2 separate regions of the Homo sapiens genome follow, and region 2 is linked to region 1. A link is a contact called in ENCODE Hi-C or POLR2A ChIA-PET data. All regions are on one chromosome and are shown on one strand. Each heading gives the region's core, a stretch centred on a gene start or an enhancer-like site at or near the end of the contact. The rest is flanking DNA. Distances are from core to core; before and after follow the strand shown.

Region 1 (7,720 bases), core at 2,014-4,513:
TTGGTTATGAGAGACAATCACTGGCAGGTTGCTGTGACACAGTTATGGGCCTAAAGCTCAGTAAGGTAGATAGATTCAGACTCTGGTAGTGGTGCTCAGACAGTGACAAAGCGTTTTTCATTTCAATTAGAAGATAGAATACAAAATTGTGGCGTCAAAAGGAATCTTACAGTTCACTGGTCTACCACTCTAATTTTTCAAAAAAAGTAGAGTAAAGCTCAAGAAGAAATGACTGGCTATGGTTTAATAAAGCTACTTACTAGCAAAACTATTTAAGGTATTCATGATTTCGGCCTAGTGCTTTTAGGGAAATTATTGTAGCTCAGCAGGGGAAAGGTATTTCAGTGCTGACTGTATTTACATCTTTCCTTTCTACATTCAATAAATACCCATTGAATAAGTACCAGGAAATAGGATAGATCCTGGTATATTTCCTGGGAAACTGCAGAAGATACATGTAGTAGTGGCAGCAAGCTTGACAAAACGCAAAATATTGAGATCAGACAATTAAAATTATAAAACACGAAGTACCCATTACGAGATTAGGAGGAACTTTTGATATTAAAATTGGAACAGTGTGTACAAATATCAGATACCAAAAGAATCATTGGCTAACAAAAACAAAAGAGGGCGAAGGACAGAAAAGGGGACCTGAGTCATTTACTCAAGCTTTTGGAACTTTTGCAATACAGAACAAAAGATGGGTTGATCAAAGCGCTGCAGCTTGCAAATAGTCCTCTGTGGGTCACTCTTTCTCTATCTCAACAAGAATTAGGGGGAAAAGAAAAGAAATGTACATTCTCTGCAAAAACTGTATTTCTTAGAAGTCAGAAACAGCTGACAGTTTTCATTTATTGCAAGAGAACATTTATTCTTATGATAAGGTTTTCTGGAGGCAAAACATTTAGTGAGCACACATATCCAGCTATTTCAGGATGTCTAGATTTAAATGAGTTTGAGAAAAGGTATGAGTGACAATTGGGAAACAAAAATAAAAGCAGCTTCCACAAAGAGTAAAACTAACTTTTAAAAAATGAGGGTCATCAGGGTTTTTGTTAAGATGATGTTTACAGGCAAACTAAAAAATCTTTTCCATTTTTAAACTTCTGCTCGGATATAGTCACATTCATGCAAAGTATCATTCCTAAAGATATGGTGAACATATTAAACAAAAATCTAGTAATTTTAAAGAACTATAGGAGCCAGAGAGAGAGAATACTTACATTCTGTTAGTGGGAGCATAAAATGTAACAAGTTCTATGGAAATCCACGTGGCATTATCTTGTGGAATTTCAGGTTGGGCATATCCTATCACCTAACAATTCAACTCCTGAACATATATCCTGAAGAAGTAATATGTACATAAAGAGGGCATATACAGGACTCAAGAACTTTTCCTCTGCTGCTTTATTTCCAATGACAAAAATAAAAGAAAAGAAAAAGAAAAAGAAAGAGGCCAGGCGCAGTGGCTCACACTTGTAAGCCCAGCATTTTGGGAGGCCGAGGCCGGTGGATCACAAGGTCAGGAGATCGAGACCATCCTGGCTAACACGGTGAAACCTCGTCTCTACTAAAAATACAAAAAATTAGCTGGGCACAGTGGCAGGTGCCTGTAGTCCCAACTACTTGGGAGACTGAGGCAGGAGGATGGCGTGAACCCGGGAGGCAGAGCTTGCAGTGAGCCGAGATGGCATCACTGCACTCCAGCCTGGGCGAGAGCGTGAGGCTCCATCTCAAAAAAAAAAAAGGAAAAAAAAGAGAAAGAAAGAAAAACAGCTAAATAGCCATTAAAAGAAAGTAAATAAACTATGGTATTTTCATACAATAAAAGATTATACATATATGACAATAAATGAATTACAAAGACAAGCAGGAATGAGTCAAATACGATGTTGAGCAGGAAAAATAGTTGTTGCAGAAGAAAACATGTAGTATGTATTATTTATATAAAATTTAAAAACAGGCAAAATTTAATGTAGGGGGTACATAAGTATGAGAAAAACGACCAAGAAAAACACAGAAGTAATAAACTCAACATTAAGGATTGTGATGAGGGGGTAAAGAGAGGCAATGGAATCTGGGTGGGGCACACTGTGGGCTACAAAGAAACTGGTAATGTTCTATTCTTAAACTAGTGGTAGGTTCTCAGTTATTCGTGTTAATGTTATTCTTTGTACCTTATCTACATAGTATAAATATTTTTGTGTAGGGTAGCAAAAAAAATTATCATAGTTTAGATTCATCATGATTCTAAAGATATGACTGCAGAATTATAAACACAGACAATGGTAGAGAAGGTAGCATAATAGGGTGCTGACTATAGCCACAAACTTATTTCTCAAGTTAATAAAATTTTTTGTTTAAAGGCACATATTCAGCTTGCAGACCATAGGGACATACAGAGAGTCTAATTCACCATTTCTAATATTTAATTCAGTATTGTGACATTATACCTGTTATTACTGTGAAACACAGTTTTCTAATGTTTTATTAGCAGAAGGTACAAAGGGTCATTAATATCCATGCACAATAAATATTCTTGTATCTATAGCATTTTCTGTATATACAAACATTCTTGTATATATAGCATTCTTACTTTTAAAAAGCTCTCAGAAATAACATATTTATTTAACAAACAATTTTAAAGGTATTTTTAAGTATCCGCGAGTAGCAAGTACCTAGCACGTACTCAGGACTCTTTGAGGTAAATATTTCCGGTGTTAGTTTACACATGTGGAAATTGAGATTCAGCATTGTGAAGTAGATTGCCCAACGTTTAAAAGCTAGTACAGCTGGGATTCAAACCATATCCAACTCTGATATCCAAACGTGAAAAGCATGCATCTACTAGCTAGGACCGTCTAAAAATACAACAGCAAAAATAAATTTCTAATGCAAAAAAAAAAAAAAAAAAACCCAGACTTGTTATATTTCAGCTTACTATTTCAGTTTATGTTATTCAGAATGCATCCCTGAACCATGTTCTAATGGTCTGTATCAATTTTATGTCACAGTACTTCTTTATTACTTCATATAATCACAATTTACACTTAAACCCTAAAAATTCTAAACTGGCAGCGGATACCAATTATGTTTATGGAAAGTCTCAACTTGGCTGTACTTCTTTTCATAACTGGAATTTCTCTAAGACTGGAAGTAAAGTTAGCTGTTGGGAGACTGAAACTTAGCACTTTCATTTCATTACCCGCCACCGTCAGGGATTCACTCACAGGGAAGCAAAAAGGCTTGCCAAGCCCCACAGAAATTACTCACTTCCACTCTCTCTTTCCTCATCTCTCTTCCAAATGTACTTCAAAACCTAATTTTAAACTCATGCAGGAAATCTGATTAATACCACTTGGCTTTCTCTACTCCATTAACCCTAGGCCCCATCAGCACACATAAAACACAATTCGTTTATATGATTATCTGTCAGCTTTTTAATTTGTCATTGTTTTTTTCATTTGCATGTTTGTCTAGCCTGCAAGAACCACTGACAAGAGTTTACAAATTTATTTCTTCTGTCCTGTGTCCTAACAAATTCTTCTTCCCCAAAAGGACCACCAACTATGCTGCGTGAACAGTAGTCACTTAACAAATGCTGAATGACTTACTACAGTGGAACAATTCGCCTCTGGTATTTCTCAATATCCCAGTGAATCCTCCACATCTATAACATGCTGGAGATGATACCAGGTACTGCTAGAGGCTTGGGGTCTTCCTGAGGGTGCCTGGGACAAGAAAAACACAGAGACCAGAGACAGTCAGGAGAAACACAGAGAGAGGAAACATGGAAATAAACAGAGGACAGAAATAAAGAGTTGAGAGGAGCAAAAGAGTCAGAAGTTAATGGAGAGATTAAGCAGCCAGAGAAATCACAGACAGGGAGGAAGCTGGCAATCTGAACTTGGGTTTTGGTTTTGAAACCACATTTCTGGTTCTATTTACTCATGTAATAGGTGCTCTCATGTTACTAAATCTGTGATACCGTCAACCATTTTGAAGTTATTGCCATGGTTTTTCTGAGCTTGTAACTTTACCTATTAAAATTCATCTTCACAGGGTTTCATCTTTGGAGATACATCTACACACACAATCCTCCAAACAACCCAGCTATAAATAAGGAAGTATTTTTCCCAGTTTAGAAAATGAAGGTCAGAGAGGTAATGTGACTTGCCCAAGACACAAGCAAATGAATGATAATCGAGGCCCCCAAATTTTCTGATTCCAAAATCCACTGCTTTTTCTGGTATCCTATATTGTCCCTAGTAGAATATTAAAGAAATCCAAACTGGTTTTGTAAAATAAAATTCAAATAAACATAATTAAGGATAAAATTTTTCTATCTTATGGGACACTGAATTACTCACACTACTCACTAGGATATTTTTAAGATATACCATAAAAAAATCTGCATAAAAATATCAGAATGATAAAAAAATTAAGAACAGAAATGAAATTAAGTGAACAGTCACTTGACAAAAATTTTTAAAAAGGGCTAGAATTAGTTTATTTGCTTCTACAACTTTGTAATTTCAGTCTTAATGATTCAACACATTTCAGCTGACTGGAAAGATAAACTGATGTTCTGCATTTCAATGAATTCTTAGAGCTAAGCACTAGTAAAGAACCGGTGCTCAAAACTACTTGTTCTCTCAAATGTCTCACCTAAAGTCTACACTGCAATCCAATTTCAGGGTACTTCATAGGGTAGAAATTATAAAATGTATTGCTCTTTGTATGCACGAGTATTCTCTTTTGAGGGGCACTTAAACTCTTCTAAATAATCATGCCTTTTTAGTAACATTCAATGGAATTGCCAGAAAAGCTCCTTTGATAAAAGTATAAGCATGTTATTGGATTTTACAGCAAAATAAGACAATAAGAACACAAAGAAATTTCTATTCAACTGTGTATCAATATATTTTCCATCATGTTCAGCAATTTTTAAACCAGAAATTTTCAAATAAGGTCTAAAGTACAGTACTGCTCTGCCCTCTAGTGACTGGATAGGTTTTGTGAGCTACATGCTTTTTTTTTTTTTTTTTTTTTTAATGCTTTTTGCACAATACTTACGATTTAAAAAAATTACATGATGGCTTCTTTTTCATCATTTAAGAAGTGAACAAAAAGTACTGGTCAACTTTTAAAATATGAGTGGTATGAACACAATGCAGGAAAGAGACTAAAGTTGAAGAATTTCTTTTCATCAGGCCACCCAAGTATTGCAAACCAGAAAAAAATTTTAATATAAACTGTTGCAATCCTTACATCTTTATGCAATTTATTTGGAAAAGTCAAATAATTCCATTACAAATATATTTGTTAAAAACCTTATAAATTTAACTTATAAATTCCAAATTAGTCAATTATATTATTTCAGAGTCTGAGATATCTAGATGAGTGATACTATATATATCACACACAGATGAACAATTTTCTACTAATTATAAAAGAGCAAAAATGCTTAATACAAAGCTATACTGAACATAATTTACGGTTAATTGCTCAAGTGGTACTTGAGGATTTTCCTGAACCTCAGTGTCATCATTAGAAAACTCACTATCTCTTCACTGCTATGTGTGGAAACATTAATCAAGGATGCCAGTTAAGACAGAGCTATTACATAGAGATTCACCCTACTACTTCAACGAAGGGAATCTGTCATATTATACGTCCCTCTTAATTTATCCTGCCATAAACCTCTTGCTAGGAACTGATGCATTTCTAGAACAGCATTTCTAGTCTCACTAAACCCAGGGTACCACTTCTGTATCTACACACTTACGTTAAAAATAAACAGTGCATTCATGCACATGAATGTAAAAGGATACCCAAACATGTGAGGATAATCTACAGGCAGTGTGGTGGTGTGGTTAGGAGAACAAACCCTGCAGCCAGACAGCCTGAGTTTGAATTCCAGCTTTGCCACTTATTAGCAGCGTAACCTTGGGCAGATAATTTCACCTCTCTGTTCTTCAGTTTCCCCATCTAAAAAATGAGAAGAAAAAGAAGCACCTACCAGTACTAAGTAATGGGTTATATTTTGATAGGTATTTGGGTTACACAGGTGTATGCATTTATCAAAATTCAGAAAATGTACTTTTAAGATGTATGCTACCAATGAATGTAGACTTACATCAAAAAATTATACATAAATATTGAACTCTAGTTAATATAAATATTATATAATATAAATGCTGAAGCATTTAGGGAGCTGTAGTGATATCTATATGTTCAGATGCATCAAAAATTAAGTTGAATTGATGAGGAATAGAGAGATGAAAAGATGACAGATATGTAATAAAATAAATATAATAAAATGTTAACGGCCAAATCTAGGTGGAGAGTATGTGAGTTTCATAATAAAATGTTGGGGGAAAATATGCCTACCTCTCATCAGACTGATGTGAAGATTAAATATATATAATACTATTAAATATAAAGAAGAATGCCTGACTTAATAACGGCATTTGACAATATATTTATTTAAACAAATGGAAAGTAGTGATCTATTCTTTCAAGTTGGTAGAAAAGGGGAGGAAAGTAATAAGGCACTGAATTCCCAAACTGGGGTCAGTAGTTGCCATCAAAGGTGTTACAGGTCAAATTTCAGATACATCATAAAACTGCACAGACTATGCAAAGAATATAGTCTTTGAAAGCAAGAATGAGCTGGATTTGAATCTCAGGTCTGTTTTTAACAAGTCAAGAAGCTCAGACAAGCTATTTAAATGTTCTGAGACTCAGTTCTCTCTTGTATAAGATGGGAATAATGACACCTACATTTAAGGCTCACTGTGAAGACAAGGAAGAAAAATACACACACACACACACAAACAAAGAAATTAGCACACAAAAGACAAATAACAGCTGTAGTTTTTAATCATAATCATCATTACTACCTAGGGCAAGTCTTGTTTATCTTTACCACCATTCTCTGAAGATGAAAACCAAAGTGGCTATGTATCTGTTTCTTAAGACTAGGAACTGCATATGCAGTTGGCCCAAATACTCCAAAGGGCTTTCTAAAGGATCTTTATTAAAAGAGTAGGCCTTATTTTAAGTTTCACTAAGTGTGAAAGAAGAGTCGACAATGACAGGAAATTTATTATTCATTCCTCTGTAATGCCAATTATAATAAATATAAGACTTATGAGTAAGGCATTTGAAAGTATTTGTTTGCTGATGGCATTTTAAAGAAAATCACTTCAGTGCATTTGAGGAAATGATATTAATACCTGGATGAGCTTTGATTTAAAATAGTCTAAGGTAACATATTTAAAGAATATTACAACTACATTTATAGAAGATGAGTTCTATGCTCCGAGGGAGAGGATTTGTAAATCATTATGGATTACTCAACGAAGACAGTGACTCAACACACAGTTTCAGCTAAAAAGAAAATCAAGAACTTGGCACTCAAAGAAGGAATATTGGAAAGATTATACAACATGGCTACTTCTTTGACTGCTCTATAAAACTGCTTTCTCCAAAGGTTATTCACCCCTGGATTACTAACTCAAGGAACTTTTTTCAGGCATTTAGATATCCCTAAATTTTCAATACTGTCAATCTTGAAAGTCTTCCCATCTTGCACAGCACTATTCTGCTTTTCCCACCACAGATCTGATTGGATTTCTTTCCTTTAGACTTCCCTTAACAAAGAATGGGTATTTTCAACAATTCCACTTTAGGCATATTATCTTTCACCAATTTT
Region 2 (7,720 bases), core at 2,006-4,505, 230 kb after region 1:
GCTGTCTGAGCAGAGTTTTGGGAAATGAATGGCATTTTCCAAGAGACAGGTGTGGAAGGAAGGCCAGGCAGAGGATGGGAATAATGCAAGAACACAAAGCAGGGGACAGCACTATATGTGCAGAGGACTACAGCGTGTTTAGTATTGCTTAAAGTTTGATGAGAGGCAGAATTGTGGGTGATGAAAAGTAGTAATATCATGTAATATTTTATCTGCCTTCTTCATAAGTCTAATTTTAATTTTATCCTGTAGAATGGATGGGAGATCAGCAAATGATTTTAGGTAAAGGAAATAATTTGCTCAGAGTTGTTGAGAAAAGGCAGTAGTCTGCATGGTTCTCTCTTTCTTTCTTTCTTTTGAGAGAGGGTCTCTCTGTTGCCCAGGCTGGTACACAGTGGTGCACTATGGCTCACTGCAGCCTTGACCTCCTGGGCTCAAGCAACACTCCCATCTCAGCCTCCTGAATAGCTGCACTACAGGTGCACACCACCACACCTAGGCCGGAGTGCAGTGGCATGACCATGGCTCACTGCAGCCATGAATTTATGGGTTCAAATGATCCTCCCACCTCAGCCTCCTGAGTAGCTAGGACTACAGGATGCACCACCATGCCCATTTTTTTTTCTTTTTGCAGAGATAGGGTGGGGGTGGGGCTGGGGGTTGCGGGGGGGGGAGTGATGGATTGTCTGTGTTGCTCAGGCTGGTCTTGAACTTCTACTATCCTCCTGCCTTGGCCTCCCAAAGTGCTGGGATTACAAGCATGAGCCACCATGCCTGGCCCCCATTTTCCTTTATAATATTAGCGTTCTTACCAGGTAACATGAGCAGAAATGAAATAATCGAGTTTCACACGGTTTCTCTCTCCCTCTGGGAGAGAAACTAGATTAACAGTCAAAAATCCAGAAGGCAAGCAATTTGAAGGGGAAACTAAGGATAATCAAGATTTGACTGTACACTTTTTGTAACTGTTGAATTATTTACCTTCTTTGACTCCTCCTGGACTGAGCCAATGTAGTCTGGATAGTAGAAAGGACCTTAGCCAAGAAACCAGGAACAGCCTCTCTGAATCTCTTTCTGCAATTGTGTGTTTCCAGAAAAATTGCTTCTTTGAGTTTGTTTTCTGATCAGGAAAATGAGGAAGTTTGATTACATCAAGGCTTCTCAAGTTCTAATTCTATCACATTCACCTAAGGTGGTTCCAAAATATACAGATTCCCAGATCTGACTGAAGGACACATTGTAGAGGTTGGGCTGAGGTCTCTGTATCAGACTGGGCGTAAAGTGTAATGTCCTGTCCTGCCACTTATTAACTGGGTGACCTAGAGTAAGTTACTTCATGACTCGTATATTTCTCATAGGTAAAGCAGGGATGATAATATCTCTACTTCATATGTCCCCGGGAGGGTAAAATGATAGAATCCTTTTTAAGTAGCAAGTATATTGCCTGTCACATATTAATCATTCAACAGATGTTATATATTATTTGTATAGCCCACAGTATTCACTGTGTGTGTGTGTGTGTGTGTGCGCGCGCGCGTTTGGTGCAAGGTAGACGATCCATAAGTATCTGCTGCGTAAATAAAAGTTGTTTTTTTTTTTTTAGCAACTTCTTTTGTTCTCAGATCTGAAATGATTAGCCCAGGAATTACTTCCCTAAAAAGGTAAAGCTAGTTTGAGAGAACTGCTTAAATGTGGCGCTCAATCTTTGCTATCTTAGACTGAGAGCCTCATGATAATTAAAAAATAATTTAAAGATGAAAGTCCTACTAGAGTGGGCGAGCTGATTACGAAAAGGAATGAGCCTCAGAGACTGTTAGCCGGATCCAGCCGGCCACTGCGTAATCCACTCCAGTGACTCTCACCTAGGTGCGCATCTCCATTTTATCTCACAAGATGCCGTGAAATTCTCAAAGTCATTGTAACTACAATTGATTTTGAATCACAAAAAAAGCAATATTCCATTTTCCGTGTTGTTGACCAAGCAGAAAACAGAACGTAACTTTTAAAACGCTTGAAAATCAGGGCTATCAAAAATAGAGAACTTCTATTCGCCATGAACTCGCTGATGCAAACAATCAACGCACACTGAACCGTGTGTTTTTCTGGGTGGTGGTGGTCCCTCGCCAAATAGTCAGCGTTTGGTTCTCCGCGTCTGTAGCGAGAGGAGTTACAGTTTGGTACCGGCAGGGAGGAAATCGCCTCGCAATCTCTGGAGGTGGCCTCCTAGAAAGATCGCCGGGAGGGGAGGAGCCCCGATTGTCCTGGAAGAAAAGCATGGCCCCATCCGGGAAGTCACAGCTTGCCGGGAGCCCAGGGCTGGCGGCTCTGGGTCCTGGAGGTGGCAGACGGCGGAGCAGCCGGCCTCGTAGCCCGGGCCTGCGCGCCTGGCAAGGGGCTCAGTGTGTGCGAGTGAAAGACGCACACCGGGCGGACCTGCGTGGGCTTCGGCCTCGCCCCGCCGCGCGCGGGGTTGCGGCTGAACCTGACCAGGGCTCATCCCTGCCCGGCGAGGGTAAGGGCGGCCCGGGATCCGCTGCTGCTCGGATGGGAGCCGCTCGGGGCCGGGATCCCTGGGCCTTGCGGGGGCGCGGCAGCCCCTCCCCCCGGAGCCCGCGCTTCCGCCCGAGCCCCGGCGGCGGCGGCGGTGACCGTGGCCCCGCCGCGCCTTCCGCCTGGGAGCTGCCGCCGCCCGCCCGCGCCCTTGTGCACCGCGCCCACAGGCCGCGGGAACCCAGAGCGCCCGGGCCCAGGGGCCTCTGCCGCGCGACTGAGACGCACTCCGAGCTGGACGTGTGGAAGGTTCGGCCAGCTCGGCGTTTCGCCCCCGCTGGGGATGGGCCACTGGGCACCTGCAGCCACCCAAGAGCGGGGAGTTGGCCGGGCCCTGGCCAGGGGCCGCCGCCACAGCGTACTGGCAGGGAGAACAGAGCTAGCTAAGCCTCCTTCCTCTCCCAGATTCCCAGGGAAACTGGACAGCCCGACGCCCAGAGCGGACGGGCGAGAGCCCCTGAGGTGCCAAGTGGACCCCGGTTCTGCTGCTGCCACTGGCCGATTGGGGACGCCGGCACTTGCGCTGTGGGCGTGTGGTGGGGCATTTCCGTTATCCTCTCGAAGACACCCCGCCACTATTCCTGCTCAAACAAGCACAGTCTGGTGTGCAAGCCGACCGTACCTCCTCCCCTCCCTCCTTTCTTGCACGCACCTTCGTTCGTCTATCTATTCTTACCTTCTTCCCCAGAGCGCCAAGACAAATGTGGACAAGAGTGAAGAAGTTAGGATACTGCCAAGTGTGTGTGTATTGGGGTGGGGGGGTAGTAATAAGCGGGGAGAAAGTGATGAAAATAAAATTAGAAATCCCAGAGTATGTAGCAACACACACACACACACACACACGCACACACACACGTTCCCAGCCTGTTAGCAATCTTGGCTATGTCCAAGTGGAAGCAAATTTTAATGCTCGGTCTCAGAAGAAAATTTCACATATACAGGCTTCAGAGGTAACGGGGTAACCGATAGCTTCCTTTTACTTCTCGGCATTTATTTTTGCTTTTCTGAAGCATAGTCCTATGTTTATTAAAGGGACCACAGGAGTACACGCTGTTTGAAAGCCATTCCTGGACACCACTGAGGCCGGCTTCCCAGGGAGCCTTTGTCGCCTCTGCAGCAGAGGTCACTGGACTCTCCTCAAGGTGTAATGTGAGGGAACAGGTGCCTCGGGGGCTTGGGAAAACACCACGCTGTGCTCTGATGTGTGTCCCCATCCCGGGAGAAGGCAAGTGCTTTGCATAAGGACCAGATGGGTTGCTGAATAGGGAGGTGGAAAACAAATAGACCCTTGGGTGTATCTTGAACCCCTTCAACACCCCCCCTTCCCCACTCCCCGCCTTCACCGAAGCAGTGTCAGAGTCCTCTTCGATCCAGCATGCTCTCCTACAATGGCGAAAAACTGCATTAAAACGAGGCAGTCGGAGCTGACTGCGGAAACCCATGTTCTTAGAGAGTCGTCTGGCTACTGCGTAGTCCTGGAATATTCTTTTTTTCAAAAGGCCTCTTCCAGTTGATTCCAACCGGGTTCGGGTTATTGTTCTCACCACCGATAGGGGGCAGCAGGTGTCCTGCGATGCCCCGGGGATGTGCGCGCAGACTGCCCTGCTGTCCCCGGGAATCCGACTACACTGAACGTTTGGGGCAGAAGCAGGAGCTGCTGCCTCTAAGTCCACCGCAGCAGCTGCCGGGACTTGGGCCTCCCAGCCTGGGCGCCTGGGGGGGGCTTGCCCTGTGCAAAGGGTGGGCGAAACCATCTGTGCACCAAGCCTGCCCCTAAACTTAGCGTACAGCATAGATAAATAAACTCAGTTGTATGCAAATGCTATAATTAAAATATACAGTCATTTGAAAGTACTGTAGGCTCTATTGGAGTTTTTAATTGTTTTTGAGTTTTCTCAATCAGTAGAGAATTTAAAAATACGGCTATCACAGTCTGTTTGGAGGGTGGTGGTCTGTTACGTTGAATTTTAAAAGGGCGTCTGTCCCTAGAAGTTGGGAACTACTGATCCACAGAATCGTTTGATAACCGTGGTAAAGATTCCGAGGCATCTCGGAAGGGAAACTGGGAGGACTGAGCTAGTCCTAGCAGGGTGTGTGTCCGCCCGCGCCGCGAGGCGTGGGCAACACAGCCCCATCCCGGGAGCGCGGAGCTATGGCAGCTGGGATTGGTTCAGATCGAGAGTCCTGAGGGGCTGGGATTTCCTGAAAACCTACTTCACTTGGTAAGCCAGAGCGCTTGAGTTTTCGGAATTCCCGAGGAAAGGTTCTATATATTCTCCAAATCCACATTTTCTCAGATATAAGCACTTTTTCCCTAAATTAAAAATATATTTGGGGTTTGTGGAGCAGTAATTTTTTTGGAAGAAAGAAAAATCCAATGTAAAAATGTAGAGACTAGCTATTATAGTCATCTCTAAATAGATTTTTGAAGTGATAACGGCTAAATTATCCAAATGAAAAAAAATGTGTAATAGTAGTAACAAGGCTGTGCCCCTACTTTATGAATCTCACGCACAATTAAAAACTCTAATCCCTGAAATACCTTTGGAAGGGAGGGAAGGATTACAGACTAATTATAGGATTTATAACACAACACTAAGATGTTTTCATTTTATTACAATAATGAACAAAACATTGATGATATCTACTTTTAATGTAATTCTTCCAACATCATAACAGATTTTAGAAATGCAACCATAACCACTAGAGAAGGGAAGAATTTCAATAGCACACTAAATTGTCAGAAATTTCATTAACATGGAAAGTTCATATCATGATGTCAGAATATAGACTCTCTTCAAATTAATGATGAATACTAATTAAAGTCAGAACATTTGTAGGAAAGTATAAAATCTGTATCTGAGAGGGGAGAGGAGGAATTAGAGGAAGGAAAGGTCAGGGAAGTAATGTGAGTAAATCTGAGGGGGAGGATTTCCATATTGGGTTCATGATACTAAGAGAAACCAGAGGCCCAGCTGCTTCTATGGATAGCCCTACAGCTGTTGAACCGTGGGACAGAGGTCACTATGGCATTTGAGAACACAGATTATTCTTTGTGCCTAAAGATAAACCTGAACAATTTTTAAGTTTGTCAGGGACCAGCACTGTTCACCTTCAAATGTGTTGAAGGACCTGCACACTGAGCATGGGCAAGTTTTAGTCCATGTTTAAAGGAGCAAAACTATACCAAGGACCAATCACAAAAGTGTCTTTTACATTTTTTTGCCACAAATTGGCAAAAATATGAAATAATTTCAATATTGAAAGCAGTCTATGGATTTATAGCACAACTTGGTTTATTTGCTGAATAATAATGTCTATCATTTCCTGTGCCACATACCAGCTAAGCAAGGTAGATATGATTAGCTCTATTTTACATATAAGGAAACTAAGGTTCAGTGAACTTGATCGACGTGCCTACATTTACACAGCTATTAACTGGAAGGCCATTTTCTGATTTTAGAGCCCAGGCTTTTTCATTGTCTCACTGCAAACCCTAAAACTGCATGTATCCGTATAAGGGATTCAAACCTTGGATTCTCAGATATCTGATCACTGAGCAAAAATGGGAAAACTTATTTCTGTCATGATTTGAGTGACCAAAAACCAAAAGCTAAATTCAAACAAAACCAAAACCTACAGGCCACAGAGGATCTCAACCTCGAGTTTCTATATCCCAAGTGCTTTTTGGAAGTAATGATGGGGTGGGGAGGAATCTACAACCTAGTTTAAATTTTCAAAAATCTAAACAGATATTGCGTGATTACTGCAGAAAATTCTATTGTTTTTGCTTTGCCTGGCATTGCATAAAGTCAATCCAAAGTAGGAAAATAAATTTACTGTTAATAAATGTAGTTTGTTTGCTAGACAATATCTTTAATTATATTAGGTCCATGGAAGGGTTGGAAAATGATAATAATAAATGTTAAAAGGGAGGCTTTGGACATGGAAAAGAACCACTGATACTTGGCAAAATCTCGTATATTTATTCTATGTGTTATTAGTTCTGCCACTTAATAGTAGGTCTGTGATTATGAAGGAGTTGTGCTGCATTTAAGGATTTTATATTGCATTTCCACAAATATAAATGTTACCTGAAGAACACTAGTGTAAATTGGCCAACTCTAAATAATCAACACCATTCAGTCTGGGTCATAAAGCGCTGGAGGAGGAAGGGTGTGTTTGGAGATTATGAAATAGCAGGTCCCAGAGAACAGTTTCTCTAACTTCTCCTGATGGCTGCTCTTTCTCTAGTCCAGTGATTCTCAAATATTTTCGTCTTAAAGCCCCACAAAGCTTTTGTTTATGTAAGTTTATGAGGATTGCATCTATTGATACTACTGTATTAGAAATTAAAATTGGAGAAATGTTTAAAATATGTTACTTGAGTTACTTAATTTATAATAATGACAAGGCCATTACGTATTAACGTAAGTAACACATTTTAATAAAATAATAAGTGTTTTCCCAAACAAAAATTTGAGAAAAATGTTATTTTATATTTTGGAAGTCTCTTTAATATCTGGCAGCTGGATTCTCATATTAGCTTCTGCATTTTCATCTACTGTGACATGTTGTGTAGGTTAAGTACATAAGAAAATCTGTCCCCAAAGAGAAGCATCATTGAAGAAAGGAGTGTTTTCAGATAATTGTGGATAGTCTTTAATACTACTACAAAATCCTTCAAATGATAATTTCAAAAAAGTTAATTGCAATGGGGAATTTAAGTGCATATCAATAAACTTTTCATATTCTGTTACATTAAAACCCACTGGTCTATTGCTTGGATGTTTTACGCAAATCATAATACAGTGAGTGATTTGTAACAGCATGTAATGGTCACTGGGAAATTATTCCTTCACTGAATTATGCAGCTCTTCCAAATGTCTATTTCATTGTACAATATCAAAAATATCATATTCATTAGTTGTATTTCATCAGGAAATATTTTACATATTAGGATATGAATTTTCCAATATTTTAATTTTTACTTGTAAGTTCAAATAATTTTATCATTGGTTAAAAAAAATCTTGTCAATTGTTTTCCTAGAAGTGACAGGCTCACTTTGTTTATTTCTGAGAAAAAAAATCTGCCAAATATTCGAGTCTGAATAACCACAATTTGTCTTGTCAGTCAGTTGTTCTTTCAAATAAAAATGCTATTCTATAA

What was found. A loop is a pair of places that touch in the nucleus more often than their neighbours do. ChIA-PET counts read pairs that join two places held with the same protein, here RNA polymerase II (POLR2A). Pooled maps may share reads with other maps.
Region 2: a map of ascending aorta shows a loop between it and region 1 (4-fold over the local background). The contact joins the promoter of LINC01990 here to the enhancer-like site in region 1. A Hi-C loop is called at or near these places in 11 of 168 maps with a recorded cell type or tissue (CD8-positive, alpha-beta T cell, PC-3, PC-9 and 7 more), 8 of 37 single-sample maps with no recorded cell type and 22 of 50 pooled maps. POLR2A ChIA-PET finds 5 or more read pairs at or near these places in 4 of 52 experiments (A673, OCI-LY7, WTC11 and 1 more).

What each region holds. Positions count from the first base shown.
Region 1 is chr3:107,657,839-107,665,558 of GRCh38, reverse strand. The region is part of intron 3 of BBX (BBX high mobility group box domain containing); the gene reads right to left. Among named protein-coding and RNA genes, the nearest start is that of BBX, 140 kb to the right of the region's middle. Within about 2 kb of position 3,263, at least 8 of the 41 ENCODE cell types and tissues checked have a DNase peak (open chromatin) inside an H3K27ac peak, as active enhancers do; they include ascending aorta and endothelial cell of umbilical vein, where a contact is called at or near this core.
Region 2 is chr3:107,426,465-107,434,184 of GRCh38, reverse strand. It overlaps LINC01990 (long intergenic non-protein coding RNA 1990), which reads right to left and starts at 3,255. Exons shown (of 3, transcript NR_110039.1): 1 at 3,227-3,255. RefSeq lists an enhancer at 2,060-2,249 and a silencer at 2,460-2,709.